Regions from separate parts of the Homo sapiens genome. Here region 1 is linked to region 2. A link is an interaction called in ENCODE POLR2A ChIA-PET data of the cell type or tissue named here. Cell type or tissue: MCF 10A. All regions are shown on one strand. Links, peaks and the distances in the headings refer to the core of each region. The heading gives the core; the rest is flanking DNA. Region 1 overlaps PRIM1 (DNA primase subunit 1). Region 2 overlaps MYO1A (myosin IA).

Region 1 (15,326 bases), core at 3,672-11,671, 290 kb after region 2:
CAAACCAAAATTGCCCTTCTTCCCCTTCTCAAATATATACACTGGTGGGTGGAGGGAATACATACATAGCATAATAGCTTTTATGTGGAGTTTTTCATGTTATATAACTTGTTACTTGTATCAATCCTCATTCTTTTTACAAAGGAGGAAACAGGCCCAGAGAACTTGAATAGTTTGCACAAGCTCACACACAATTTCTAAATGATAGAGCTGGCACTTAAACCCAGGGTTTCTGACTCTAAATCCCAGACCCGTCTCTCATCATCAAAGTAAGGGGAGAAGAGGTAATAAAAGGCAGGCAGAAAAAAATACTTTGGAGTTGTTTTACTTCCCCTTTATAGGTTGAGAATAAAACTGAAAATGAACTTCTAAGAAGGGTTAGGGTGCCACTCTCTACTTCCTTCTCCTTAATTTCTAAAGGGAGAAAACGTCTCATTTTTTTCTTGGGCCAAGACAGAAGCATCTATAGACCTTTATTTACTTTTTGTGTTTTGTTTTGTGATTTTTGTCAGTTATGTATGCACATGGTTTACAAAATCAAGTACTTCTATTCGGCTTTTAAAAAATCTGCTACCAGGCTGGGCCGGTGGTTCACACCTGTAACTCTAGCACTTTGAGAGGCTGAGGCGAGCAGATAACTTGAGGTCAGGAGTTCAAGACCAGCCTGGCCAACATGGTAAAACTCTGTCTCTACCAAAAAATACAAAAACAGCCGGGCACGGTGGCACATGCCTACAGTCCCAGCTACTCAGGAGGCTGAGGCAGGAGAATTGCTTGAACCCGGTAGGTGGAGGTTGCAGTGGGTCAAGATCACGCCACTGCACTCCAGCCTGGGCGACAGAGTGAGACCCTGTCTAAAAAAAATTCTGCTACCCTTCCCCCTCATTTTTTGCTACCCAGAAGCAACTACTTTCTTTCTTTCTTTTGTTGAGACAAGTCTAGCTCTCTTGCCCAGGCTGGAGTGCAGTGGCTAGTCTCAGCTCACTGCAATTTCTGCCTCCCGGTTTCAAGTGATTCTCCCACCTCAGCTTCCCGGGTAGCTGGGATTATAGGCGCATACCACCACACTTGTCTAATTTTTGTGTTTTTTAGTAGAGACGGGGTTTTGCCATGTTGGCCAGGCTGGTCACGAACTCCTGACCTCAAGTGATCCACCCGCCTTGGCCTCCCAAAATGCTGGGATTACAAGCATGAGCTACCACACCCAGACCCAGAAGCAACCACTTTCTTTTAGCTAAAGCTTTTTTTTTTTTTTTTGAGACAGAGTCTCGCTCTGTCATCCAGGCTGGAGTGCAGTGGCATGATCTCGGCTCACTGCAGCCTCCGCCTCCCGGGTTCAAGCGATTCTCCTGCCTCACCCTCCCGAGTAGCTGGGATTACAGGTGTGTGCCACCACGCCTGGCTAATTTTTTGTATTTTTAGTAGAGACGGGGTTTCACCATGTTAGCCAGGTTGGTCTCGATCTCCTGACCTCGTGATCTGCCCGCCTCAGCCTCCCAAAGTGCTGAGATTACAGTCGTGAGCCACTGCGCCCAGCCCTGTTCAGATTATTTAGAGAGAAATCTTCTAGCTTCCTGCCTGAGTTGGTAGTGGAAGAGTACAGAAGTGGGTGGAAAGGGCTGGGTCTTAACATTCCACATATAAATGTCTAATTATTCCCCTAATATCAATTTGTAATATCAATACAACACACTCTTCAATTGTACTTGTTGTCCAAGTCCAGGGACCTTCTGTTTTATGCTCTCTGGAAAATAATTCAGGTGTCTTCTGCCAGGGAAATGAAAGAGCAGTCACCTAGCTCTGCAAGCTAAGTGTACGAATCTGGGTAGCTAACTGCTTCTTAACTATGCTTTGAACCAATCCTCCTTTTTTTTTTCCTTCAGTCAAGGGTGGCCTTGAAAAATCTTCCTGTTTTTCATCTCAGCTTCACTAAACACGCACTTACTCATTCCAACAATACCTGGTATCACCTATCCCTGAGCCTTTTGGGGGTTCTGAGGTATAAATTGGGTTGCGCCTCTTATCTTTCCTTACTGACAGCCTAAGATTTAGTTTTATGAATCTCCTCAGTAATCACTCCCTTCTGACTTACAGTTATAAAAACTTATGGTGGAATTAACCTCTCAGGTTCTTTTTTTTGAGACAGAGTCTCGCTCTGTCACCCAGGCTGGAGTGCAGTGGCGTGATCTTGACTCACAGCAACTTCCACCTCCCGGGTTCAATGATACTCCTGCTTCAGCTTCCCAAGTAGCTGGGACTACAGGCATATGCCATCACACCCGGCTATTTTTTGTATCTTTAGTAGGGAGACAGTTTCACCATATTGGCCAGGCTGGTTTCAAACTCCTGACCTCAAGTGATCTGCCCGCCTCAGCCTCTCAAAGTGCTGGGATTACAGGCATGAGCCACTGTGCCCAGCTTCTCATAGCCTCTTTATAATAAAGTCTCAATTCAAACTAATTGGGGAGATCTTTTTGAATTATTGAAAAATTTTTAAATACTTCTATGTATGGTAACAAGTAAAGGTTCTTAAAACACCTTGCAATAGGCCATTATTTGTATACGTTCCCTTGTCAGAAAACTAAAAACAGCTTTATTATTATCCTTATTGACCAACAAACATTTATGATGGATATGTATTCATTAAACCCTGCTTTAAGTTGGTGAAAGTTAAGACTCTCATCAATAGTGTATGTGTAAGATCCAAAATAATGAACTTTCACTGTCATAAAGTTGGCATTATATAGTCTCTTTATTTCTGTTTGGCAACTTTTTCCATATGTGTAGAAAATAAGCAGATTTAGCAGTGTGGCAGCTCTTATAGAAACTGATCAATATTTTGTATCTGTAGCCCAATCAACACAATACAGTGAAGCTGGGAGCTTTCCAGGCTCAGGAAAAAGAACTGGTATTTGACATTGACATGACAGACTATGACGATGTGAGGAGATGTTGTAGGTGAGCACTGTGTGTCTTGCTGTTAGGGTGGGTGGTATCACTGACAATGAGTAATGATGACTCTGCTTTAGTTCTGCAGACATATGTCCTAAGTGCTGGACCCTCATGACAATGGCCATACGCATCATTGACAGAGCATTGAAGGGCAAGTATCAGCAGTTTCTGAATGGGGTCAAGTGTAAGAATCGGTTTTCCTCTGACTACTATTAACTATTAGTCTCTGTATTTTGTGATCAAATCTCATTAATTTGTGTGTGTGTGTGTGTGTGTGTGTGTGTGTGTGTGTGTGTGTGTGTGTGACGAGTCTCACTCTGTCAGCCAGGCTGGAGTGCAGTGGTACAATGTCGGCTCACTGCAACCTCTGCCTCCTGGGTTCAAGTGATTCTCCTGCCTCAGCCTCCTGAGTAGCTGGGACTACAGGCGCACGCCACCACGCCCAGTTAATTTTTGTATTTTTAGTAGAGGCAGCGTTTCACCATGTTGGTCAGGCTGGTCTCGAACTCCTGACCTCGTGATCTGCCCACCTCGGCCTCCCAGAGTGCTGGGATTACAGGCGTGAGCTACCACACCTGGCCTAATAAAATAGTTTTTTAAAAAAGAAAGAAATTCCCAGCAGAGAGACCAGGATGGGTAAAGAGATGAAGCAAGAACATGGGGAGCACAGGAAACAACAAGTAATTTAATATACATTAATTAAGGAGTTTATAGATTTGTTTTAAAACCTATTATTTCTCTCTTCCTCAGAGGACTTTGGATTTAAGCATCGTCTCTGGGTATATTCTGGAAGGAGAGGTGTTCATTGTTGGGTCTGTGATGAATCAGTTAGAAAACTGTCTTCTGCAGTACGTTCTGGGATAGTTGAGTATTTGAGCCTTGTAAAGGTAAGATCCTCTTAATTCTAATTTGCATTGCTTTAGTTTCTAGATGTTACCAAGCCTGATATGTTTACTGTCAAAGAAAATGAAACTATCTTTTTTTTTTTTTTTTGAGATGGACTCTCACTCTGTTGCCCAGGCTGGACTGCAATGGCATGATCTTGGCTCACTGCAAGCTCTGCTTCCTGGGTCCAAGCAATTCTCCTGCCTCAGCCTCCCGAGTAGCTGGGACTACAGGCTCCTGCCACTGTGCCCAGCTAAATTTTGTATTTTTAGTAAAGACTGGGTTTCGCCATGTTGGCCAGGCTGGCCTAGAACTCCTAGCCTCAGGTGATTCACCCACCTCAGCCTCCCAAAGTGCTGGGATTACAGACATGAGCCACCACACTGGCCTAAAACTTATCTTTAATGGCATTCACATTGCAGAGTAAATGATCTTACCAATAGATCATTTAAAGTCATAGTAGCTACATGTTTTAAGATATTTCATTTTATTTTGCTATAAATATCTTGCTTTGTGGCATATGTAAAATAATAGATAAAATAGATTTATTATATATAAAATAATAGAACATGTTAAAGTTTGGTTTTGGTTTTGGTTTGTTTTTTTGGTTTTTTTTGTTTTGTTTTGTTTTGTTTTGAGACACGGTCTCACCCTGTCACCCAGGCTGGAGTACGGTAACGTGACCACAGCTCACTGCAGCCTTGACCTCCTGGTCTCAAGTGACCCTTCTACCTCAGCCTCCTGAGTAGCTGGGACTAAAGGCATGCGCCACCACGCCCAGCCAATTTTTTAATTTTTGCAGAAACAAGGTCTCACTATATTGCCCAGGGTGTTCTTGAACTCCTAAACTCAAACTATCCTCCCACTTCAGGCTCCCAAAATGCTGAGATTACAGGTGTGAGCCACTACATCCAGCCTACAAATTTTTTTTTTTTTTTTTGAGACGGAGTCTTGCTCTGTTACCCAGGCTGGAGTGCAGTGGCGCTATCTTGGCTCACCACAACCTCCGCGTCCCGGGTTCAAGCAATTCTCCTGTCTCAGCCTCCCAAGTAGCTGGGATTACAGGCACTTGCCACCACACCCGGCTAATTTTTGTATTTAGCCAGGCGTGTTGGCAGGTGGAAACAGGGTTTCATCATATTGGTCAGGCTGGTCTCGAACTCCTGACCTCAGGTGATCCGCCCGCCTCAGCCTCTCAAAGTGCTGGGATTACAAGTGTGAGCCACTGCGTCCAGCCCTAGAAATGTTTTAATTATAATTATGCATCACTTAACAATAAGGATACATCCTGAGAAATACATCACTTTGCAAAAGTCATGGAGTATACTTACACAGACCCAGATGGTATAGCCTACTATACATCTAGGCTATATGGTATAACCTATTGCTCCTAGGCTACAACCTGTACAGCATGTTACTGTACTCAATACTGTAGGCAATTGTAACACAATGATAGGTACTGATGTAGCTAAACATACCTAAACATAGAAAAGTCACAGTAAAAATACAGTATTGCAATCTTATGGGACCCACCATCTTTTTCTTTTTTTTTTGAGATGGAGTCTCGCTCTTGTCACCCTGGCTAGAGTGCAATGATGCGATCTCGGCTCACTGCAACCTCTGCCTCCCGAGTTCAAGCGACTCTCCTGCCTCAGCCTCCCGAGTAGCTAGGATTACAGGCATGCGCCACCATGCCCAGCTAATTTTTTGTATTTTTAATAGAGATGGGATTCAGGCTGGTCTTGAACTCTTGACCTCAGGTGATCCACCCACCTCAGCCTCCCAAAATGCTGGGATTACAGGTGTGAGCCACCGTGCCCACCATCTTATATGCAGTCCATCATGACTAAAATGTCGTTATGCTGCACATGACTGTATTTATATTGTATACCTGAAGTTCTTTTTTAATGATTTATTTTTCAGGGTGGTCAAGACGTTAAAAAGAAAGTTCACCTAAGTGAAAAAATTCACCCTTTTATCAGGTCTGTTGGAAAAGTCTCCAAGCACTTTAAGGTGTCTGATTTACCGGCATGTGCCTTTAGAGTTACCTTGCTATCAATTTTCACTGCTGGGTAGCATTTTATAATAATAATAGCTATGGTTAATTGAGTGCCTATTTTATGCTGCAGTATTCCTAAAAGGTGCTTTACAGATGTTCTCATTGCTCTTCAAAAAAACCCCACAAGAGACTTGATGGTATCTCCATTTATAGATAAGGAAAATGAGTTTTAGAGAGATTTTATAATGAGCTTGGCATCACACGACAAGTTAGTTGTTAAATTTAGGATTCATGCCCTGGTCTGCCTGACTGTAAAGCCTACTCCAATGCTTTTTCCACTGAATTCACTACTTCTCTAGGATAGTGGAAAAAGCCTTATATTAGGAGTAAAAATTCCTATTCTGCCACTTACTATGATCTTGATAAAATATTGACAAAATATTGCTGCCTCCATTTCCTTATCTCTATGATGGGGAGAACAGCATGCACTCTACCTGTCTCACAGTTGTATCAATGATTAAGTGAAAGAGTAAATGTGATGCATATTTGTAAACTGCAAACATTATATGATTGTTGAGATATTAATACAAGCAATTCACAGTGGAAAGTGTAGGCTGCATCCCACATTCTACTACTGATGTATTATGGTGTCCTGGGTTGGTTACTTTCTACCCTTATTGCGTATATTAACCTTCTAAGTTGTGAGGTTTAAAAAGTAAACATTTCTTGTATACCCATTCTGTGCCAGGTTCTATGTCAGGTTCTTTTCCCTTAAAAGTGTCTCATTTAATTATCATAACCCTGCACAGGGTAGTATTCCCATTTTACCTAGTTAAGTTCTGAAAATGTCATGAAAATAAGCAGTAGTTTTCCCCACAATGGCAGCAATACCTATGTGGCATATGTGTTACTGATAGTGTTGGGACTCTGTTGTTATTGTTGTTCTTACAGAAAATCTATAAACATAATAAAAAAATACTTTGAAGAATATGCCTTGGTTAATCAAGATATTCTCGAAAATAAAGAAAGCTGGGATAAGATTTTAGCCCTTGTTCCTGAAAATATCCTTTCCCGTGATCATTTCTGTGTGAGCTAGTTGTTTTGATCTGTGATATTATAAATGTTAGACATGTCTGCTTGTAAGTTCTCATATACTTATAAGTTTAATCTTTTTTACACAAAATATCTCCTGTATTTCTGGATTTTAGTATCTCTGGTCTGGAACATAATAAAAAATGGGGCCATGTTGCAAATCAGTTTTCTCATTTTGGAAGTTGGTCCTAGAATTAACAGCTAAAGAATGGTGAATTACATAGTCAAAATACATGCAGACCAGGGAAAACTTTACATCATACCTTATAGTTATTTTGGCATTCTTTCTGTTATATCATCACTGTATTTTTACAGGGGAAGATTTCAATGATACAACTGGTGTTGGTTTGGTTTGGGGTTTTTTTGTTGTTGTTGTTGTTTTTAAGACGGAGTCTTATACTGTGTTGCCCAGGCTGGAGTGTGCAGTGGTGTGATCTTGGCTTACTGCAACCTCCGCCTCCCGGGTTCAAACAATTCTCCTGCCTCAGCCTCCCAAATAGCTGGGACTGCAGGCACACGCCACCACGCCCAGCTAATTTTTGTGTTTTTATAGAGACGGGGTCTCACCATGTCAGCCAAGCTGGTCTCAAATGATCCACCCACCTCAGCCTCCCAAAATATTGGGAATACAGGCATGAGCCACTGTGCCCGGCCGGATACAGCTGTTGAGTTTAACATTTGTGGGGTGGGTTGTTTTGTTGTTGAGATGGAGTCTCACTCTGTTGCCCAGGCTGTAGCACAGTGGCACAATCTCAGCTCACTGCAACCTTCACCTTGCAGATTTAAGCAATTTTCCTGCCTCAGCCTCCAGAGTAGCTAGGATTACAGATGTGCACCACCATGCCCTGCTGATTTTTCTATTTTTAGTAGAGATGGGGTTTCACCATGTTGGCCAGGCTGGTCTCGATCTCCTGACCTCACGTGATCCACCCACCTCTGCCTCCCAAAGTGCTGGGAGTACAGGCATGAGCCACCACGCCCAGTCAACATTTATATTTCAAGAAATGTTAATAACTACTTTCTGAATATTTGTAAGACACCCTTGTGGTAATACATACTTAAAACTAAATTGTTCATTGATGTTCCCTAAATGAGTCTGTTCCTTAATGACCCATCACCAATTCATGATGAACTTCAACAAAGCTTCCAAAAGTCTCACAATTCACTTCAGCGTTGGGAGCACTTGAAGAAAGTAGCCAGCAGATATCAGGTATATGCCACTGAAATCTGTATTACAGATATAATAATGCAATTCTTAATTAAATTGATTGCTTTGCCTAGTCAGTTAAAGATGGTTGAAGATCGTTTTTTTAACTTTCTTTAAAGAAATCTTCAACAGTTCCTACTGATCCTCATGTTGGCCTTGTATCTGCTTTTAGAATAACATCAAAAATGACAAATATGGACCCTGGCTGGAGTGGGAGATTATGCTCCAGTACTGTTTTCCACGGCTGGATATCAATGTCAGCAAAGGAATCAATCATCTACTGAAGAGCCCTTTTAGTGTTCATCCTAAAACAGGTACTACACAAGGAAACTAAGGAAAACTAAAAGAAAAATGAGTTGCTATTGGCTTTAGTAAGCATGGCATTAGGTCTGAATATATATAATGTCTATGATTTAAAGGTAGAAGAATTGCTCTGTCACCCAATACCTAAGTCAGTTAAGTAGCTACCAGATGAGTTTCTACTATGTAACTGTTTTTCAGTTGGGTTTCTGAGGTTCCATATTAGATTTGGAGAGGACCATCAAAATCTTAGGACAACAGCTCTCATTGTACAGATGAGAAAACAGTGGCCCAAGATGTAACCCATCCAAGGTCATAAAAAAAAAATTGTGTGTGACTGTATGTGGTAGCTTGCTCCTGTAATCCCAGCACTTGAGGAGGGCAAGGTGGGCAAATCACTTGAGCCCCAGAGTCTAACACCAGCCTAGGCCACATGTCTAAACACCCTTTGTACAAAAAATACAAAAATTAGCTAGACGTGGTGGTGCATGCCTGTAGTTCCAGCTACTCAAGAGGCTGAGGCAGGAGGATCACTTGAGCCTGGGAAGTTGAGGCTGCAGTGAGCTGTGATGGTGCCACTGCACTCCAGCCTGGGCAACAGAGTGAGACCCTGTCTCAAAAAAAAGAAAAAAAGAAAGAAATGAAATGAACTCTACTCCTAGCACTGACAAAAACAAAAAAAAATTTTTTTCGAGAAAGAGTCTCACTCTGTCACCCAGGCTGGAGTGCACTGGTGCAATCTCGGCTCACCGATCGGCTCAAGCGATCCTTCTGCCTCACCCTCCTGAGTAGCTGGTACTACAGGCATGTGCTACCACAGCCAGCTAATATTTTGTAGACAGGGTTTTGCCATGTTGCCCAGGTTGGTCTTGAACTCTTGAGCTCAAGCAATTCACCTGCCCCAGTCTCCCAAAGTGCTGGGATTACAGACAAGAGCCACTGCGCCCAGCCTCATTACGTCACTTTTGAGATGTGTTAAATTCTATATGGTATCCTAGGGGGGTATTATAAAAGAGTAGAGGAATTTCTATTTTATTTCCTAAATGCTTTTTAAAGGTGTCTGACATGTGGGTATCTGTATTGATCTCAAATAAACCAAGCCAATGTAAATATTATAGTTTCATCTATTTTGTTCTATTTTCAGGACTCACTAACTCTGAGATTGTTCTGAACTTAAATATGGAATATTTAAATATACTTTATTTCTAAATATAGAAATAAAAGTAGGGATAAGAGCAACTGGGAAATAGCTCAACAGTCTTCACATTTGCTTATTGGTTTTTGTTTTTGTTTTTTTTCTTTCCTTTTTTTTCGAGACAGAGTCCCACTCTGTCACCCAGGCTGGAGTACAGTGGCGCGATCTTGGCTCACTGCAGCCTCTGCCTTCCAGGTTCAAGCAATTCTCTGCCTCACCCTCCCAAGTAGCTGGGATTACAGGTACCCGCCACCACACCCAGCTAATTTTTGTATTTTTAGTAGAGACGGGGTTTCACCATCTTGGCCAGGCTGGTCTTGAACTCCTGACCTTGTGATCCACCCTCCTCAGCCTCCCAGAGTGCTGGGATTACAGGCGTGAGCCACTGCACCTGGCTGGTTTTTTAAAGAGAAATAAAAGGCATGCTGGACATGGTCATTCACACCTGTAATCCCAGCAACTCAGGAGGCTGAGGCAAGAGGATTGTTTGAGGCCAGGAGTTCTGGGCAACATAGTGAGACCCCAACTCAACAAAAATTGAAAAACTGGCCAGGCCAGGAGCAGTAGCTCACGTCTATAATCCTAGCACTTTGGGAGACAACTGAGGTGGGAGGATCACTTGAGCCCAGGACATCAAGCCTGCAGTGAGCTATGACCATGCTACTGTATGTACTCTAGCATGGGTGACAAAGTGAGGCATTAACTCTAAAAAAGAGTAAGGGCACAGCTAATGTGAAAGTAATTTATATTTCTAAATACTCTTCTTAACAGATAAGTTTAACCCTTTGTCTAAGCCTTAAATAAAAATTTTAACCAAAAATAACCTGTAGGAGATGACTATAATGATTTATAGTCCACAATCATCAGTTTATAACTTTTGTGTCTTACAGGTCGCATATCTGTGCCTATTGATTTGCAGAAAGTGGACCAGTTTGATCCATTTACTGTTCCGACCATAAGGTATGTTTCAGATCATTGATCACTCCTTGTTTGTAATTGTTGTTATGAATTTTAAATAAATTGAATTAGCCTCCTTAGAGAAGTAGTTGCATGGGAATGGTATATTTGGTTATGGAAACCAAATAAGGTTCAAAGGTTAGATGACGATGCCCTAATAGAACAATACAAGATTTTCACCTGCTGTTATGTAAGAAAAAGATTTTAAGGTCAAGTAAATTTAGGAAATTCTGACTTAAACAGATTAAAAGTATCTTTTACTACAGTATTTCACAGTCTTTCATATGATAATATGCATGAAAAACTCCAAGAAGAGATCATGGTGTTTAGAATATCCCAAATTTAGCTGGCCGCATAATTTTTTTACAGTAAATTTTATGGGATTCACATGCTATTATACACTGGATAATGCTGATCAGAAACCAACATTAAACTTCTCTTGTTCGTGGTGAGGCGCGGTGGCTCATGCCTGTAATCCCAACACTTTGGGAGGGCAAAGCGCGTGGATCACAAGGTCAAGAGATCGAGACCATCCTGGCCAACATGGTGAAACCCTGTCTCTACTAAAAATACAAAAATTAGCTGCGCTTGGTGGCATATGCCTGTAGTCCCAGCTACTTGGGAGGCTGAGGCAGAAGAATCACTTGAACCTGGGAGGCGGAGGTTGCAGTGAGCCAAGATCGCACCACCACACTCCGGCCTGGCAACAGAGCAAGACTCCGTCTCAAAAACAAAAACAAAAACAAAATTCTCTTGTTCTGTTACTTGCAGCTTCATCTGCCGTGAATTGGATGCCATTTCCACTAATGAAGAGGAAAAAGAGGAGAATGAAGCTGAATCTGATGTCAAACATAGAACCAGAGGTAAGGTAATATTTTGAAGCTTCACTTTAAATACAGGGTTTTTATATAGATATCCATCTGTCACTCCAGTAATTAATTCTCTGATTCAACTAGAATGGATCAGCATTTGTCCTGGAACTGCATACAATGTTTGTGTCCTTTCTTCAACAGCAGCCCAAGTGGTGTTATTGAATCCAGTCTGATTCAACACATATTTCCTAAGTAACTTTTAATGCTAGGATCTATACTGTAAGATTAAACTATCAATAAGTATGAATAATCAGTCTCTGAGATTCACCACCTATTTATTTAACAACTATTATATATGCAGTACTTTTTTTCTTTGTTTCTGATGCATATAGGTGGGTTTTATGGTAAACATATGTCTAAACTGTTTACCAAGTTGTATATTCAAGAATTTGAAGAAGCTGGCTGGGCGCAGTGGCTCACGCCTGTAATCCCGGCTCTTTGGGAGGCCGAGGCAGGCAAATCACTTGAGGTCAGGAGTTCAAGACCAGCCTGGCCAACATGGTGAAACCCCAACTCTGCTAAATATACAAAAATCAACCAGGCATGGTGGAGGGCACCTGTAATCCCAGCTACTCGGGAAGCTGAGTCAGGAGAATCGCTTGAACCCAGGAGGCAGGGGTTGCAGTGAGCCAAGATTGTGCCACTGCACTCCAGCCTGGGCGGCAGAGGGAGACTGTCTCAAATAAACAAACAAAAAAAAAGAATTTGAAGAAGCTAAGGAATTTCTAAATCTTCCTGCTAATGGAAGGCAAATCTAACACCTAAGAGATACTGCAGGCCAGGCGCGATGGCTCACACCTGTAATCCCAGCACTTTGGGAGGCCCAGGTGGGTTGATCACCTGAGGTCCTGAGTTCGAGACCGGCCTGACCAACATGGAGAAACCCTGTCTATCCTAAAAATACAGAATTAGCCGGCTGTGGTGGCACATGCCTGTAATCCCAGCTGCTCGGAAGGCAGAGGCAGGAGAATCGCTTGAACTCAGGAGGTGGAGGTTGCGGTGAGCCAAGATCACGCCATTGCACTCCAGCCTGGGCAACAAGAGCAAAACTCCGTCTCAAAAAAAAAAAAAAAGATGCCGCATAGCAGCGCAGCACTCCCCAACCTTTTTGGCATCAGGTACCAGTTTTGTGGAAGACAATTTTTGCACGGACTGCAAAGAGAGGGGGAGGAGTTGGGGATGGTTCCAGGATGAAACTTTTTTACCTCAGATCATCAGGCATTAGATTCTGATAAGGAGTGCGCAACCTAGATCCCTCACATGCGCAGTTCACAATAGGGTTCATGCTCCTTTGAGAATTTAGTGCTTCTGCTGATCTAACATAAGGCAGAGCTCAGGCGGTAATGCTCGCTTACTGCTCACCTCACACCTGTAATCCCAGCACTTTGGGAGGCCGAGGCAAGAGGAGCCTAGGAGTTTGAGACCACCCTGGGCAACACAGAGAGACCCTGTCTCTCCAAAAAAAAAAATTTAGCTAGACATGCTGGCAGGCACCTGTGGTCTCAGCTACTCAAGAGGCTGTTTGAGCCCAGGAGGTTAAGGCTGCAGTAAGCCTTGACCACACCACTGTACTCCAGCCTGGGTGTCAGAGAGAGACCTTGTCTCAAAATGAAAATTATGTGGCCGGGCGCAGTAGCTCACGCCTGTAATCCCAGCACTCTGGGAGGTCAAGGTGGGTGGATCACCTGAGGTCAGGAGTTTGGGACCAGCCTGGCCAACACGGTTAAACCCCGTCTCTACTAAAAATACAAAAATTAGCCAGGCATGGTGGTGCACACCTGTAGTCCCAGCTATTCAGGAGGCTGAGGCACAAGAATCACTTGAGCCCGGGAGGCAGAGGTTGCAGGGAGCTGAAGTTGCGCCACTGCACTCCAGCCTGGGAAACAGAGTGAGACTTCGTCTCAAAAAAAAAAAAAGTATAATTTCTTTCTTACTCTTTTTAAAGAACTATTATGAGGATTCTTAATTCCATGCAAACGTAGGATACTACTAAAATCCAAATTTTATGTGAAACTCCTTTCTTATTCTCAATCATATTTTCCCATTGGGTATCATTATAGGTTATATAATTAAATGGATGAATAAAATTGTATATTCTTTTTTTTTTTTTTTTTTTTTTTTTTTTTAGAGAAAGAGTCTTACTCTGTCACCCAGGCTGGTGTGCAATGGTGCAATCTCAGCTCATTGCAACCTCCGCCTCCTGGGTTCAAGCAATTCTCCTGCCTCAGCCTCCTGAGTAGCTGGAGTTACAGGTGCCCGCCACGACGTCCAGCTAATTTTTGTATTTTTACTAGAGACAGGGTTTCTCCATGTTGGTCAGGCTGGTCTCGAACTCACGACCTCACGTAATCCACCTGCCTCGGCCTCCCAAAGTGCTGGGATTATAGGCATGAGCCACCGCACCCTGCCTATATTAAATTTTTTGTTGTATACATTTTTTAAACTATTTTATAAATCAAAGAATACTTAATGCAGGCCAGGCGTAGTGGCTGATGCCTGTAGGCCCAGCACTTTGGGAGCCTGAGGCGGGTGGATCACCTGAGGTCAGGAGTTCAAGACCAGCCTGGCCAACATGGCGAAACCCCATCTTTACTAAAAATACAAAAATTATCTGGGCGTCGTGGCGGGCGCCTATAATCCTAGCTACTCGGGAGGCTGAGGCAGAAGAATCGCTTGAACCCAGGAGGTGGAGGTTGCAATAAGCCGAGATTGCCCCACTGCACTCCAGCCTGGGAGACAGAGCAAGACTCCATCTCAAAAAAAAAAAAACAAGAATACTCAATGTAAAAACTTCTAATAATCTCCAAAAGGGCGTGACCAGAGCCTGAGCAACACAAGACCTTGTCTCTACTAAAAATAAAAAATTAGCCAGCTGTGGTGGCACTCCCTGTGATCCCAGCTACTTGGGAGGCTGAGGTGGGAGGATCATTTAAGCCAGGGAAGTCAAAGCTGCAGTGAGCTGCAATTGCACCACTGCATTCTAGCCTGGGCAAAAAAGCAAGACAGTGTCTCAAAAATAAGACATGGGGCCGGGCACGGTGGCTCACGCCTGTAATCCCAGCACTTTGGGAGACTGAGGCAGGTGGATCACGAGGTCAAGAGATCAAAACCATCTTGGACAGCATGGTGAAACCCCGTCTCTACTAAAAATACAAAAACTTAGCCGGGCATGGTGGCACACACCTATAGTCCCAGCTACTCAGGAGGCTGAGGCAGGAGAATCGCTTGAACTCGGGAGGCGGAGGTTCCCGAGCCAAGATTGCACCACTGCATACCAGCCTGGCAACAGAGCAAGACTCAAAAATAAAGGCATGGACCGGGCGCGGTGGCTCACGCCTGTAATCCCAGCACTTTGGGAGGCCAAAGTGGGTGAATCATGAGGTCAGGAGTTTGAGACCAGCCTGGCCAACATGGTGAAACCCTATCTCTACTAAAAATACAAAAAATTAGCTCATTGTGGTGGCGGGCACCTATAATCCCAGCTAGTCGGGAGGCTGAGGTAGGAGAATTGCTTGAACCTGGGAGGCGGAAGTTGCAGTAAGCCGAGATCGCACCATTGCACTCCAGCCTGGGCAACAGAGTGACACTCTGTCTCAAAAAAAAAAAAAAAGAAAATATATGTATATATATTATATATATATATATAAATATAAAAGACTTGTATGAAAGAGAGTATCATATATCTCAATTTTTATTACATGCAAAAATAATATTTTAGCTGGGCATGGTGGCATGTGTCTGTAATCCCAGCACTTTCAGAGGCCGAGGCTGGGAGATCACTCGAGCTCAGGAGTTCAAGACTAGCCTGAGCAACAGAGTGAGACCTCGTCTCTACAAATACCAAAAAAAAAAAAAAAATTGGTTGGG
Region 2 (15,326 bases), core at 3,492-11,491:
GGTGACATGCTGGCATGCAGGGGAACATGCTACATATGTGATGGCACGTGCAGGGTCCATGCGCTGTAGAACACGTCCATGTGGGGGTGCTTCTGGAATAAGGATGTCAGAGGTCCTTTCCTCACAGAAAACAGTCAGATAAGGAGCTGAGAGTCCCACAGGGGGAGAGCATCAGATTCGATAGGGAATACATAGAAGTGAGTGAAACTGGGGAGGCCAGTGTGTCTACTTTCTTTGAAACTTTTCAGTGAAGTGCACCGTGTGCAGCATAGGGGAATATGATGGGTTACACTGGCAATGATGTCAGCTCCTGAAGGCTGTGCCTTACCCCACCTCCCACCAGGTGCATAAAGCCCAATGAGCATCAGCAGCGAGGTCAGTTCTCTTCAGACCTGGTGGCAACCCAGGCTCGGTACCTGGGACTGCTGGAGAACGTACGGGTGCGACGGGCAGGCTATGCCCACCGCCAGGGTTATGGGCCCTTCCTGGAAAGGTACCGATTGCTGAGCCGGAGCACCTGGCCTCACTGGAATGGGGGAGACCGGTAAGACCCCATGGGGAGACTGGGCATCAGGAAAGGGCAGTGCAGGAAACATCTCTGGGGGAAGAGACCTGGAGGTGCAGTGCACATCTGCTGAAGCTGGGTGAATGGATACTTTGAGAAATGAATTGAATGATCACTTCTTGGAGGCTGAAAGGATTAGGGGAAAGGTGGAAGAGGACTTTCTCCTGAGATACCCCTCTGCAGCTTTCTGTCATTTGCTTCCATAGGGAAGGTGTTGAGAAGGTCCTGGGGGAGCTGAGCATGTCCTCGGGGGAGCTGGCCTTTGGCAAGACAAAGATCTTCATTAGAAGCCCCAAGACTGTGAGTTAGAGAGTGCATTAGCATTTGGTGAGGGTAGAAGGTGGAAGAGCCCACCTGAGAAAGGCTGGAGGGGGAGGGAGCGTGTATAACCTGGAATGGATCACTGTCCAGTGGATGGGAAGCTTCCTGTCTGCAGGAACCGTATCCCTGGGAATTGAACTCTTGGGTTCCTACACTGCCCTGAGCCTGGGGAGCTTGGTGCTGCATGGCTCTAAGTGCCTTTGCCTGAGGCAGAGCCCTTGAGGGTTGGGGTGATCAACTTCTAGCTTACTGCCTGCTACAAAGTTAGAGTTAAGTAGATACTTGTTTACTGAATGAATAAATGAGCAAACTAAGAAGACAAAGGAATGATCAAATAAGGCCTGGCTGGGAAGCCTCAGTACTGTGGGGTATAGGAGAGGACAGCACTGTTCCCCTGAGCCAGTCTCTCTGTCACCCCCTTCCACCTCTCCACAGCTTTTCTACCTCGAAGAACAGAGGCGCCTGAGACTCCAGCAGCTGGCCACACTCATACAGAAGATTTACCGAGGCTGGCGCTGCCGCACCCACTACCAACTGATGCGAAAGAGTCAGATCCTCATCTCCTCTTGGTTTCGGGGAAACATGGTACGGTCATCCCCAAAGTCCCACTCTGTTCACTCTAATAGGGAAGATGGAAGGTGGCTCAGGAGGTGCCATTTTTCTAACAACTCCTATGTTTTCTACAGCAAAAGAAATGCTATGGGAAGATAAAGGCATCCGTGTTATTGATCCAGGCTTTTGTGAGAGGGTGGAAGGTAATGGAGAGTGGAAGAGAGGTTTCCTCACATTGTTTCTCCTGGATTGTGTCACCTGCTGGCTAGAGCAGCAGAGAGCTAGTCCTGCCTGCACCCAGGCCGCACCTCTGTGTATCAGCCGGTCCATGTGTGGGTGGGTGTCTGGGAGTGAGAGGCCTGTAGGGGAGACCTGTAGAGGTGTCTGGGTGGGTAGATGCCTAACTTGGCAGCAGAACTTTGCCTTCTGCTCTAAGTGTCCTCACTGCCAACTTGTCTGATTTTACTTCCAACTTCCAGCTACAGTCTCAGCTCTTTATCTTACTCAGGTCTTTGCGTGGTTGAAAAATAGTACAACCTCTTCTAGAATCTGCCTATCTTCACTTTGGCTCCTTTCTTGTACTTTTCTGCCAGGCCCGAAAGAATTATCGCAAATATTTCCGGTCAGAGGCTGCCCTCACCTTGGCAGATTTCATCTACAAGAGCATGGTAAGTGGTAGGGGTTAGGGTGGATGTTAGGGATGGAGCAGGGAGGCACAGGTTTGGGAGAGGGGTTTGAGAAGAGGCAACCCAAAGCTTTCCCCCAAGAGTTTCCTCAGTCTGCATGTACTTAAGTCCTAGGAGAAGAGGGCAGCTACCTGCAGGGACCAGGCCCCAGTGCCTTGGACTCGGGGGCAGAATCAGATAGCATTTTGGCATGAGTGGACAATCCAGGCAACCTTGTGGCAGGAAGGGGTCTCAGCACACCCACCATCTGGTCTATGGTCAAATAGCCTTGTGAAGATCCTGGGGCTGGATGTTTAACAACTGTTGAAGAGGCTAAGCCTCATTGAAGAGTAGAGTGATCCACACATTAACTAGCTCAACCTCCCAAGATCCATTTTAGGGTTGGGGTGAGAGTAGGCGAATTGTATCTTCCTTCTACTTCCTCTGAAACTATTGTCAGCAAGTCAGAAAGTAAATCTCAGGAAGGACCTATCCTAATTCTGGAGGACGTGGGTCAGGCTGGATGGGAAGACCCACCTGGAAGGCCTACATATTCAAACTTACAGACAGCTCCCAGGGGGAGAAAAACAGGGACAGAGAAGAGTAACTTCTGGAGACTTCAGTCAGATAGCAATAGTGCTTCTGAGAAGTGTCAGGGAGGAAACCAGGGAGGGAGAAGCACTTCCAATGAAACCTTGGGAAAGGCCAGAGAGAAGGAGGAAGAGCATGGGATCTTGGACAGAGGCTGGAGCAAATTGGTAATTGACCTCCGCTGATTGGGTTTTTGACCATAGTTAGGACCCTGACTGTGCTCATTCAGACATAAGACATGTTTGCTTGCAGCCCCTCTTTGTTGTTTGAGAGTCTGGATCCCTCAGCTCAAGAGAGGAATGGGGGCTCTGAAGCTCTGGACCTCTTTTTTGCCTTCCTGAGCCTTCATTTGCTCGTCCTCTTCCCCTTCCCAGGGAAGTTCCATCTTCCAGGTCTCTTCAGTTGCCTGATCACCTCTTGTGCTGGTGCCAGAGTGTCTGCCTTCCCACCATACATGCTTCTTGCTACACACCTGAGACCTGTAATCTGATTTTGCTGTTATCTCCTGACTGCCCTTCTTCTTCCTTTTCTTTCATCTGTGTATTGTCAGGCAGCTACTAATTGTCAACCCAGAAGCTGCTGGGTTTAGACCAGGGTCTCAATAAATCACACCCCCACAGAAGCCTGCGGGCACTGGGCACTGATTCCCCCAGTGTTTCTGAGTATTCCAGTTTGCCACTGCCTTGACTGTAACTAATGCTAGTATCCATTCTCATTTTTTTAATTTTTATTTATTTATTTATTTATTTTTTGAGACAGAGTTTCACTCTTGTCACCCAGGCTGGAGTACAATGGCGCGATCTCAGCTCACTGCAACCTCCGCCTCCCAGGTTCAAGTGATTATCCTGCCTCAGCCTCCTGAGCTGGGATTACAGGCATGCGCCACCATGCCCAGCTAATTTTTGTATTTTTAGTAGAGACAGAGTTTCACCATGTTGGCCAGGCTGGTCTTGAACTCCTGACCTCAAGTGACCCGCCCATCTCGGCCTCCCAAAGTGCTAGGATTACAGGTGTGAGCCACTGCGCCCAGCCTATTTCTTTTTTGAGATGGAATCTTGCTCTCTCGCCCAGGCTGGAATGCAGCAAGCATGATCTCGGCTCACTGCAACCTCCATCTCCCGGGCTCAAGCCATCCTTCAGCCTCGGCCTTCCCAGTAGCTGAGACCACAGGCACATGCCACCACGCCTGGCTAATTTTTTATATTTTTGGTAAAGATGTGGTTTCACCATGTTGCCCAGGCTGGTCTCAAACTCCTGAGCTCAAGTGATTCACTCGCCTTGGCCTCCCAAAGTGCTAGGATTACAGGTGTGAGCCACTGCACCCGGCCTTACCCATTATCTTTTGAACATCTACTATGCATTAAGCTCTTTACATGCATTAACTCTAATACTTTCAATAACCCTGTGAGGTAGGCTCTTTTCTTTCTCCCATTTTGTAGTTAAAAAGCCAAGGCTCAGAGAGGTTAAATAACTTGCCGGGGGTTCCACAGCTGTAAGTGGTAAAGCTGGGTTACAAACTATTTGACTCTAGAGCTTTTAACCACTGCCTAAGACTGCCCCTCATCAATAGAGGCTTGGGCAACCCATGGCCCTAGGCAGACCTGGGGGCAGGAGGGCTGCATAGGAAAGGGCAGAACTTTCTAGTTCTAGAACAAACAATAAAAAGAAGAAAGCCTTCAGAGGCTCCACATTAATTGGAACAAAGGGGATTATGACAGATGCTTAGGCATGTTTGTTGAATTATTAATAAATAAAATCAGACTAGGGACTGGGGACTCCAGTCTTGGAGGCCTTCACAGGCCCAGATCCCAAACCCACCAAACCCACTAGACCTGCAGTGGAAGCTACAATGAGCTTGGATAGTTCCTGCAGTTAACAGCAATATACTATGTATTCTGCCTCTTTCTATTTAAATTTTTTAACCTGATATCTTAGTAAAACTTTTTCATAAAAATTCCAGACATTTGGAAGTGCCAAAAATCAAGTCATTTTTTATATCTTCAGTAATTCTGTGCCATAAACAAACAGGTTGCTAGGTGCTCTATGGGATGTAAAACCTTGGCCAGGCAAGGTGACTCACTCCTGTAATCCTAGCACTTTGGGAGGCTGAGGCGGGAATATTGCTTGAGCCCAGGAATTTGTGACCAGTCTGGGCAACATAGTGAGACCTAGACTCTACAAAAAAAATTTAAAAATTAGGTGGGTGTGGTGGCTCATACCTGTAGTCCCAGCTACTTGGAAGGCTGAGGTGGGAGGATCGCTTGAGCCCAGGAGGCGGGCAAGGCTGCAGTGAGCTGTGATGGTGGCACTGCACTCCAGCCTGGGCGACAGAGCAAAACCCTGTCTCAAAAAAAGAGGCAAAAACAAAAACTTAAGAATCCTTGTTCTAGATTGGGGCAGACTAAAGAGTCAGTTGCCATGGATGAAGCTTGATTGGATCCTGGAAAAGGAAAAATAAAGCTTCAAAGGACATGTTTAGAAGTTTATAAAGGACATGTAGAGAAATCTGAGAGTGGATCGCTGTTGGATTAGTGATGTTGATTTTCTTAGGTGTGGTGATGGAGTTATGATTGTGTAAGAGAATGTTCCAGTTCTTGGGAGAGGCATGCTGACATTTTAGGGTAAAATGTCATGATATCTATAACCTACTTTAGGATGGTAGGGTAGCAAGGATTTGTGTAAATGTGTATATGCATGTATTTATATGCACACATATGTGTGTGTGTCAGAGCACACAGATAGTGCAAGGTGTTAACATTATCAGTTGGTGCATTTAGATGAGGAACATACAGTATACAGATGTTAATTGTATCTTTTTTCAACTTTTCTGTAAGTTAAAAAAACTTTCAAAATAATAAGCTATATTGAATTTTTAAAACATCATATTATGCTATTCTTCTGTATAAATTCTCCAATGGTGTTCCATTTCACTCCTTACCACAGCCTACAAGGCCCATCATGATCTGCCCCGACCTACTCTCTGATCCTCTCTCTTCCTGCTCAAGTGATTCTGGCCACCCTTTTTTTTTCTTCTTTTTTAGACAGTCTTGCTCTGTCACCCAAGCTGGAGTGCAGTGGTGCGATCTTGGCTCACTGCAACCTCCACCTCCCGGGTTCAAGCGATTCTCCTGTCTCAACCTCTAGAGTAGCTGGGATTACAGGCATGCGCCACCATGCCCAGCTAATTTTTGCTCACCCTGGCTTTTTAATGTCTCTGGAATATGCTGCCACTCATTCCTGCCTCAGGGTCTACTTCTTTGCATCACAGCAGATGCCATTATCTGACATCACACTATATATTTATTTGCTTGTGTAGTTGGTCCCCTTCTCCACCCTACAGTAGAATGTAAGTCCAGTGAAAATGAAGACTTTGTTCACTGTTATGTCCCAGTACCTAGAACAGTTCCAGGCACTAAGTAGACACTCAATAAATGTTGACTAGTGAAAAAAAATGTGAGACCTGGGATCCTGCCTTATAAGGACTCAGTGTCTAGAAAAGGGAGCTGTTTTCCATGCAAATAACTGTAGTACAAAGACGAGTGTAGGCAAATTGCTATGGGGCTTCAAAGAAAGGAGAGGCAATCCGGGGCTTGGGGAATCAGGGAGGGCTTTGAGCTGATCTCCCAGGTTGGCAGAGTTGAGTCAAGAGAGCATCGAGAGCTAAGGCACACAGTGATCATGCATGGGCTGGGTAGGGGCATGGGAAAGAGTCCTGTCCGGGTGGTGTGCCCAGGGAATGCAGGGGTCCTGCGACATGAGGCTGGGCTCTTAAGTGTCAGGGAGGAAACCCAGGAGAGAAAAGCACTTCCAGTGAAACCCTGGGAAAGGCCAGAGAGAAGGAGGAAGAGCATGGGATCTTGGACAGAGGCTGGAGCAAATTGTAACTGACCTCCGCTGATTGGATTTTTGACCGTGGTTAGGACCCTGACTATTGCTCATTCAGACATGAGACACATTTGCTTACAGCCTCTCTTTGTTGTTCGAGGGTCTGGATCCCTCAGCTTAAGAGAGGAATGGGGGCTCTGAAGCTCTGGGCCTCTTCATTGTCTCCCTGAATTCATTTGCTCTTTCTCCTTTGCTCCTTTATTTGCTCCTTCTTCCTTTGAATGGAGGCTGACATGTTTGGACTTGACTGATTTGAGAGGAGGGGAAATTTGGTACCTAGCCAACAGCTGACACAGACAGTGGCTGCCACCTGTAGGCAATTGTGAACAGAAGGAATAGAAAGCTACAGGAGCAAAACTTTGAGACCAGCTTTCATATTGGTTCCTCTTACCTCACTGCCCTGGGTAGCAGGTCTTTGGTTGGAACTAATCGTTCTCTCCCTCCAGTCTCCTATTCATGCTCTTACCTCCCGGCCTCAAGCCTGCACCTCTTGCTGAAAAAGATCCAAGAGGTGACTCCCTTCCATCTCTTCAGCTCCACCCCTTGCTTCTCACTGTGGGTTAACTTCCTCCTTTGAAGTGGCAGGATCTGGGTGCCAGTTTGCCTGTCAGGAAGTGTTTCTTATCACTCCACTCCCAATCCCCCTGGTCCCAAACTAGGTACAGAAATTCCTACTGGGGCTGAAGAACAATTTGCCATCCACAAACGTCTTAGACAAGACATGGCCAGCCGCCCCCTACAAGTGCCTCAGCACAGCAAATCAGGAGCTGCAGCAGCTCTTCTACCAGTGGAAGGCAAGTGGAGCCCAGGCACCCCTCCTCTCATTTCGTCTTTTTTTTCCCTCCCCCTGATTTTCCTCTTTTGCCTCCCTCTTCTATTTTTTTCCCATTAAAAAAATTGTGGTAAAATATACATAACATACAATCTACCATTTTAACGGTGTTTAAGTGTATAGTTCAGTGGCATGAGCGACATTCATGTTGTTCTGCAGCCATCACTGCCATCCATCTCCATATGCGTTTTTCATCACCCCAAACTGAAACTCTGTACCCATTAAGCAATAACCCCCTATTCTCCCATTCCCCTAGCCCCTGATATCTTATAATCTACTTTCTGTTTCTATGAATTTCACTTTTCCAAGTGCCTCATATAAGTGGGAATCATATTTGTCCTTTTGTGTCTGGCTTATTTCACTTAGCATAAAGTAATTTGTTCTTTTATTCAGGAAATGCTTATTGAGCACCTGTCTGGGACTAAGCCTTGCCCTGAGAGCTGAGCATAGAGCCCTCCTGGTGCTTTTATTTGATGGTGTCCATTCCCTCCCCTAGCCTCCCTCAGTTCTCGCACTCCTCCTCAATGGTCCTCCAGCCCCGGCCTCTCCCTGAGGTGTCTAGTGCCTGTCCTTTTTCCTCAGTCTCTCTCCTCTCCTAGTGTCTTCTAGTCAATATTTCTCACCTCCCTCCCCAGCCCTGCCCTCCCACTCTATGATTTTAGCTCCTGTCCCTCCTTCCTCACAGTGCAAGAGGTTCCGGGATCAGCTGTCCCCGAAGCAGGTAGAGATCCTGAGGGAAAAGCTCTGTGCCAGTGAACTGTTCAAGGGCAAGAAGGCTTCATATCCCCAGAGGTGAGGGCCTCCCAGACCCTGCACAGCCAGTTCCATCACGCAGCAGTTCTCAAACTTGAGCGTGCCTTAGAATCACCTGGCAGGATTGTCACCCCCAGGTGCTGTGTCCCTCCTCAGAGTCTCTGATCCAGCAGGTCTTGGGGTGAGGACCAAAATTTGCCTTTCTAACAACTCCCCAGGTGGTGCTGATGTCTTGGTCCTGGACTGTGCTCTGTGGACACTGACAGAGGATACGTGGATGTGGGGGAAGGGCCCGGGAGGACTAGGATGGGAACTCTGGGGGTGGGGAAGAGGCCTCTGGGCCTTGTCGCGCTGCACACCTCCCATGTGTTCTCAGTGTCCCCATTCCATTCTGTGGTGACTACATTGGGCTGCAAGGGAACCCCAAGCTGCAGAAGCTGAAAGGCGGGGAGGAGGGGCCTGTTCTGATGGCAGAGGCCGTGAAGAAGGTCAATCGTGGCAATGGCAAGGTAAGGGCCTGCAGGCTGAACTCCTCCCGCAGCTAGTGCAGAGCTGTGGGCTGGCATCTGGAGAGCAGATGGCAGGCTGTGTTTGCGCCCTGCCAGGTGGAGTGGGGGCAATTAATCCTGCCTTTCCTCACCCTTGCCTGTTCCGTCCCTAGACTTCTTCTCGGATTCTCCTCCTGACCAAGGGCCATGTGATTCTCACAGACACCAAGAAGTCCCAGGCCAAAATTGTCATTGGGCTAGACAATGTGGCTGGGGTGTCAGTCACCAGCCTCAAGGATGGGCTCTTTAGCTTGCATCTGAGTGAGGTATCAGAGCTGGGTGGGGCAAGCCTTGGACTGGAGAAGGTGGTATGCATCCCAGGGCTGGGGCAGGCTGGAGGTGATGGGGACCAGACCTTTCGCTCTGGGCCTTTGATGTCCCTCAGGTGCTCCTGAAGAGAAAAAATGAATCCCTTTCCTGCTATTTTTCCCTCTTCCTAAGATGTCATCGGTGGGCTCCAAGGGGGACTTCCTGCTGGTCAGCGAGCATGTGATTGAACTGCTGACCAAAATGTACCGGGCTGTGCTGGATGCCACGCAGAGGCAGCTTACAGTCACCGTGACTGAGAAGTGAGGCCATGAACTGGGGGTGAGGGGCGGCTTACGGTAGATGGCCAGGCTGATGGTCATCGTGACCAGGATCAGAAAGCGAAGCATGTAGGGCAGTGCAGGCCGGGGCTTGGAGGTGTTTCTCAGGCCCCCACCCAGGTTCTCTGGGGCCTCAAGTCCTCTGACTCGCATGATGGGGGGGCCATCATGGAAATGCGGGAGTCGGGGTGAGGGGATGGGCACTAGACTTGGTTTTCTGTTCCCTCTCCAGGTTCTCAGTGAGGTTCAAGGAGAACAGTGTGGCTGTCAAGGTCGTCCAGGGCCCTGCAGGTGGTGACAACAGCAAGCTACGCTACAAAAAAAAGGGGAGTCATTGCTTGGAGGTGACTGTGCAGTGAGGAGGGGGCACCATGCAGAGATGGCAGTTGCTTCCTCCTGAACCAGCACTAATCCCCCTCTGCCCTCCTGTGTGGGAGGATCTCTAACCCCTCTGATCGTGGCGCATGGCTTGGGGATTAAACTACCCTTGAAGAGGACCCTTGTCCCAAACCCTTCTTGTTCTCTCCTCCAAAAGTAGCTTCCTCCAACCCGCAGCCTCTCTGCACACTAATAAAACATGTGGCTTGGAAAGGTTCAGTCAGGGTGGGTGGGTCCTTGTTCCCCCTATCTTTTCACCCAGGTGTACTTAGACCCCTGCCCCCATGCCCTTTTTCCTCCTCAAGCTCCTTGGAGCCAGCTAGTGAGGTAATAAGAAAGGAAAAGAAGGAAAATTGTCTCCGGGCTCCTTGACCGGCTGAGCTCTGGGGGGGTGTTTAGAGAGACTGCGGTGGGTGGAGGGGCTGCGGGGGGAGTTAAGGATGGGGCTCAGGTCGCAGGTGGCCAGTGGACTGATTCATTAAGTGTGTCCCTGGAGGAAAGAAGTGAGCATCCCTGTCTTGGCAGAAACTGGGGTCCTTTGGCGATTTAGCCTGAAAAGCAGCCCAAGGCTGGAGGGCTTATGTATGCTGGGGTGCTGGGGAATGCAGGGTCTCCTGTACTTGGGAACGCCATCACCCCTTCTACTCCCACACACAGCACAGGGCTCCATCACACCAGCCTCCCCGACACCCCCTTCCTTCTCACACACCCGAGATGCCAAACTGCTGCCAACAGTTATCTTGCTCGTCTCTGTCCCACAGCTGGGGCCTGCAGCAGGTGGCACTTCACATCACTCACTTGATGAGGCTCCCTCATCAAGACCCTCCCATCCCTGTAACCTGGCCCTTTCCTCTCCTCTTCCTTTATTTTTCCTGCGTCATTGTCATTATCTTTTTCTCACCCTCCCAACTATCTCACACCATCTCATTGTCCCTGTTTCTGTGAGCTCTGACTAATATCAATATGTAATATTTTGTAAAATGCTTTAAATATTTTCCTACTCCCCCTCATATCTATTTTCTCATAGATTCTGTCTTGTCTGTCTTGTCTCTACCTTCTGTCTGGCCTCTACCTTTGGGGAACAAGCTGCTCATGTAGTCACAGTAAAATTTAGATCTGTGGTCTGTGAGAGCTTAGCAGGGTCTGCCTTTGTTTTTGTCTCTGGCTGTCTCTTCCTCTTCTCAAGATCTCTACCTTGCCTACCTCTTCCCGCTTCCTTCCCTTAACTCACTATGCCTTGGGGCTGGGGTCTCCCTCCACCTGACTTCCATCTGCAGGCAGCTCACGGCCGGCTATCATGCTGGCCAGGGAGAACTGATTAACTTCTCTTCCTGCCTGCAGATTAATCTGCTGTCTGAGCACAAGCCACGTGCTTCTGGCACACCCTGCTTTGAGCTGAGATAGAACCTGGGGAATCATCTGTTTTCAGGCGGGTGAGGGGCTAGAGCCTGCCTTGTTTGGGAGGAGGGTGGCTCTGTTCAGAATAGGGGTAGCTCAGGCTCTGGCCAGCCTTCTCCCGCCCCCAACAGCTCCCCCCATCCTTGACTTCTCAGAATCAGGCCGAGAAGAGCCTATCTGGCCGAGAGTGGGGTGGTGACCTGCGCCTCATCGCCCCCGCTCTCCATCTCATCTCCTGCTCCCAGGGCCCAAATTGTCGTCACTTTCCCAGTGAAGTGTCTGGTCATTTTCAGAAGCAATTTCAGGAGAACATGCAGCTGCCGCTCCCTATCCTGCATTTCCCTTCACAGGGCTGAAGGCACTGTCAGCTCCCTGGGCTGGGGGTGATGGGAGAGGGGAAGGGCTAGGGCCCTCACCCCTGTCCTCACTGTGCCCATCATGTAGATGGACTGGAGTTCAAGGAAGGGCAGGCACTCCCCTCCTCCTTTACTCTTCTGTCACTCTCTTCCTCCTCTTCTTTCCTGTCTCTGCCTCTCTTTTCTGGAGCCTAGGAGTGTGTGTTTTCATCCCCTGAAACAAATAGGGACTCAGTTTCCCCACCTGTGTTACAGGGTTGGAATTGGCTCCATCACTGTGGGAGAAGCTGGAGTTCTGCTACCAGTCCTCCCCTCCCCAGCCCTGCCTCTTCTCTCCCAGCCCTCTCCCTTCAGCCAGTTCAGCGCTCTGAGAGTCTGGGTTGTTTCAGCCTCTGAGGGGCACAAGCCATCCTGGATTCCCCTAACCCCATGAGGAGCCATTCTAGCATCTCACAGCTTAAACCAGCTCTAGCTCAGTCCTCCTGGCTTAGTCCATTTTTCTTCCTCAGGCTCTGAGGGCCTCTTGTTCCTTGCTCTGTGGGGTTTTCTCCAGTTGTCTCCTGGCTGCAGGACATGGCAGGACATAGAATGCTGTCATCCTTCCACTCTTCATTGGCATCTCCACCCAGTGTCACATATGACCCTAGCCCTGCTCTCCCCTTGCCAGTACCCCTCTGGGATTTTGCGAGAGTCCACAAGTTGTGCATGTGGTGGATATATTCAGGCCATCTTGTGTGTACAAGCTAGAGGGTCTGCTTCCACCTCTGGCCCTCAGTGAATTGCTGACTAACCTGTCTCAACACAGCACAACTGTACACACCTTTTCCTGGCCTCATCCCTAACCCATCATAGCAGCAAAGAGGGGAAGTTGCAGGGGAGGAGCTGCTAAGGACCCTGGACTCCAAGTACCCTGCTCCTCTAGGCCAGGGACATCATCTGAGATGTGGCTCAAATAAAGGGTGGGTGTTCAAGAAAAAACACTTGGGGACTCTATAGCTGCAACACCCACTTTACATGTCATTTCCATATGATTTGTAGGCAAAATGAAGCCCAGGCTGTCCTAGCCCTCCAATACCTCCCTCTCTCATCACCTCTCCAACATAGCCTAGCATTAGCTCTTTCAAGTCTTTGCTAATCCCAGAGATCAAGGGGTGATCAACTCTCCCTGCCATCCCCTTGTTCCCCGCACCCCCCGCCCCGGCTCCCCCACCATCCTTGGCTCCTGCCATCCTCTTTGAGATGCTGCATCATCAAAGGACATTATTTATGGTGTACCTTTGCTGAAGCCCTGCTTCCCTGGTGCCAGGGCTTGGGAGCAGGGATGGGTGGGTTGGTGGGGGAGAGGGGTGGATGCAGAGATTGGACCCAGGAGGCTTTTAGTCCTCAGCTCTTGGCTTAACACCTCCTCCTCTTACACACCCAACTCCCTCCAGCCTGCCCAGCTTGGGCCTTCAGCTCCAGATTGGTGGGGTTAGGAGAGGAGGAGGAGGGAGATGGATGGAACCAATTAGGAACAGCACCTGGGCTCCTCACAGGAATGAACCAGTCATGCCATTTGCATGTAAACAGCTTCCCACTTCTCTCCTCATCCTACCAAATGCTCCCAACCCTGGGTTCTGGCCCATGTTCTTTGCCCACACAGCCCTGTAATTAGCTGGGTAATGAGAAGCTTTTAATGAGTCCCATTAGCATCTCGTGTAATAAAGAGGCCTTGAGACCCAGCTGCTGTCCTCACTTTGGGATGAACACGGGTCCCTGTGTAGCCAGTGACTTCTGTCAGTACAGTCTAAGTTCTCGGATGGGGTGGGAGACAAACATTTCAGGACCCCAGCAGCACTTGAGAGGTTCCATGGTGGATCCATGTTTTTGACTGTGATACAAGAAACTTGGCTCTGGCTTCCTTGTTCATTTTGTAAATAACATTTTTTCTTCTTTTAAGAGACAGAGTCTTACTTTGTTGCCCAGGCTGGAGTGTAGCAATGCAATTATAGCTCACTGCAGCCTCAACCTCCTGGGCTCAAGTGATCCTCCTGCCTCAGCCTCTGGGATAGCTGGGGCCACAGGCATGCACCACCATGCCTGGCTAATTTTTAAAAATGTTTTTGTAGAGATGGGGTCTTACTTGCTATGTTGCTCAGACTGGTCTCGAACTTCTGGCTTCAAGCAATTCTCCCACCTCGCCCTCCTAAAGTGCTGGGAGTATGGGCATGAGCCACCATGTCCAGCCTTGTAAATACATTTTTATTGAGCACCTATTATATGTCAAACATTATAAAGTGAGGGATACAGTAGCAAACAAAACAGACAAAAATTTTTGCCATCATGACACTTATATTCCTGGGTGGGAGTGGTGATAGAAAGACAATAAGTAAAATACTTAGCATAGTGGATGTAATAAGTTCATGAAGGGAAAAATGGGAGTGAGGTATATGGAATTTTGGGGTGGTGATAATTTTAAATAGGGTGATTGGGGAATGCTTTGTTGCACAGATTGTTTTTGTAGTAAATATGAGATAAAGATACGGTTCTCTCCCAAACTCAAAATGTAGAAGAGTAGAAGGTCCCAAATCTTCAAGTCTCTTGGAGAGGGGGGCCACCCATTCCGTCTGGGACAGTTAACTGTTCCCTCACAGGTCAAAGTTTATGCCAGTGCAGTAAAAAGAGTGGGAGACCTGGGGTGAGACAAACCTGGATTTGAGGCTGTTCTTCACTGATTAGTAGCCATATGTACTGGAGCAAGTGACTGAACCTTCTGAGCCTGTTTTCTCATCTGGAAAATCAGAATATTTCCTACTTACATGGTCATGGTGATGAAAACCAGATGGACTGCTCCATGCCAAAGCACCCTGCAAACATTCAAACCCTGCACCCATTACAAATACTGGGCTGACGGATGGCTCTGGCTTTGCTTTTGCATCTCCGCTGTCTCATTCAGCAGCAGCATCTGGCTCTGGCTCTCGGCTCTGATCCTGGTTCTGACTCTCCCCTGGAGCTCTCTCCCTTGGGTGAGAAATAAGCAGATAATCTCCCTCATCTGTGTGTGGTGTGAACAAGAGGCTTGAAAGGTCAGAGAAGAAGATGCCTGAACTGCAGGGAGACAGATTAGAGTGGGGAAAATGTAACTCTGAGGAAAAAGGGAAGCAATTAAGAGATCAAGGCCAGGGGCAGTGGCTCATGCCTGTAATCCCAACACTTTGGGAGGCTGAGGCGGGCAGACCATGAGGTCAGGAGTTCGAGACCAGTCTGGCCAACATAGTGAAACCCCGTCTCTACTAAAAATACAAAAAAATTAGCCAGGTATGGTGGTGTGCACCTGTAATCCCAGCTACTTGGGAGGCTGAGGCAGAAGAATTGCATGAACCCGGGAGGCAGAGGTTGCGGTGAGCCGAGATTGAACCATTGCACTCCAACCTGGGCAACAGTGTGAGACTCTGTCTCCAAAAAAAAAAAAAAAAAAAAAAATCAAGGCCGGGGAGGGGGCAGGGGTGGCACAGCTATCGAGTTCTGTTCATCCTCTGTGAGATTACATCAGGAGGTGTAAAAGAACTCTAGAAGAATGAAGCTAAGTCCAGCTGATTCAGGGTTCAAGAAGGATTGAGGTGGGAGAGGCATCATGACCACTGGTGAGGAGTGGAGGAAGGCCGACACTGGAGCTTTCTTTGCCCAAGCAGAGGAGGGGTGTGACACTCTTGAGGACCAATGTAATGGCGCAGCTCCCTCTGGGAGGGGGAAAGGAGAGGACTGGAGGGGATGCTAAACTGACCTTCTAACCTTCAGGGGCCTGAGTCTGGTTGTCCTGGGTGGGGAGGGGCGCCTGCCTGAAACTGTTTTAGCCCAGAAGTCAGGCCTGAAGGTTAAAGGGCAAGGAGCTGGTGGATGAACAAGGTGGGGAAAG

What was found. ChIA-PET counts read pairs that join two places held together with the same protein. Peaks named below come from ENCODE experiments on the same cell type or tissue, not always from the same donor. Only the 100,000 strongest peaks of a DNase experiment are listed, where the experiment ranks them.
Region 1: POLR2A ChIA-PET joins it to region 2 with 6 read pairs; 5 of 35 experiments call an interaction of 5 or more read pairs at or near these places.

Annotation. Positions count from the first base shown.
Region 1 is chr12:56,734,558-56,749,883 of GRCh38, reverse strand. It overlaps PRIM1 (DNA primase subunit 1), which reads left to right. Exons shown (of 13, transcript NM_000946.3): 3 at 2,852-2,958; 4 at 3,030-3,103; 5 at 3,703-3,839; 6 at 5,761-5,819; 7 at 6,788-6,897; 8 at 8,047-8,138; 9 at 8,308-8,449; 10 at 10,521-10,590; 11 at 11,359-11,450. Among named protein-coding and RNA genes, the nearest start is that of PRIM1, 10 kb to the left of the region's middle. In MCF 10A, for the core only: no CTCF peak of the experiment used is centred there; no DNase peak of the experiment used is centred there.
Region 2 is chr12:57,023,087-57,038,412 of GRCh38, reverse strand. MYO1A (myosin IA) reads left to right here. Exons shown (of 28, transcript NM_005379.4): 17 at 1; 18 at 344-544; 19 at 772-865; 20 at 1,322-1,471; 21 at 1,573-1,641; 22 at 2,032-2,106; 23 at 7,239-7,373; 24 at 8,097-8,203; 25 at 8,541-8,673; 26 at 8,826-8,978; 27 at 9,154-9,281; 28 at 9,532-9,896. The coding sequence ends at 9,658. Among named protein-coding and RNA genes, the nearest start is that of TAC3, 14 kb to the right of the region's middle. RefSeq lists enhancers at 6,767-6,946, 7,007-7,096, 8,138-8,975. In MCF 10A, for the core only: no CTCF peak of the experiment used is centred there; DNase peaks (open chromatin) are centred at 4,782 and 6,852.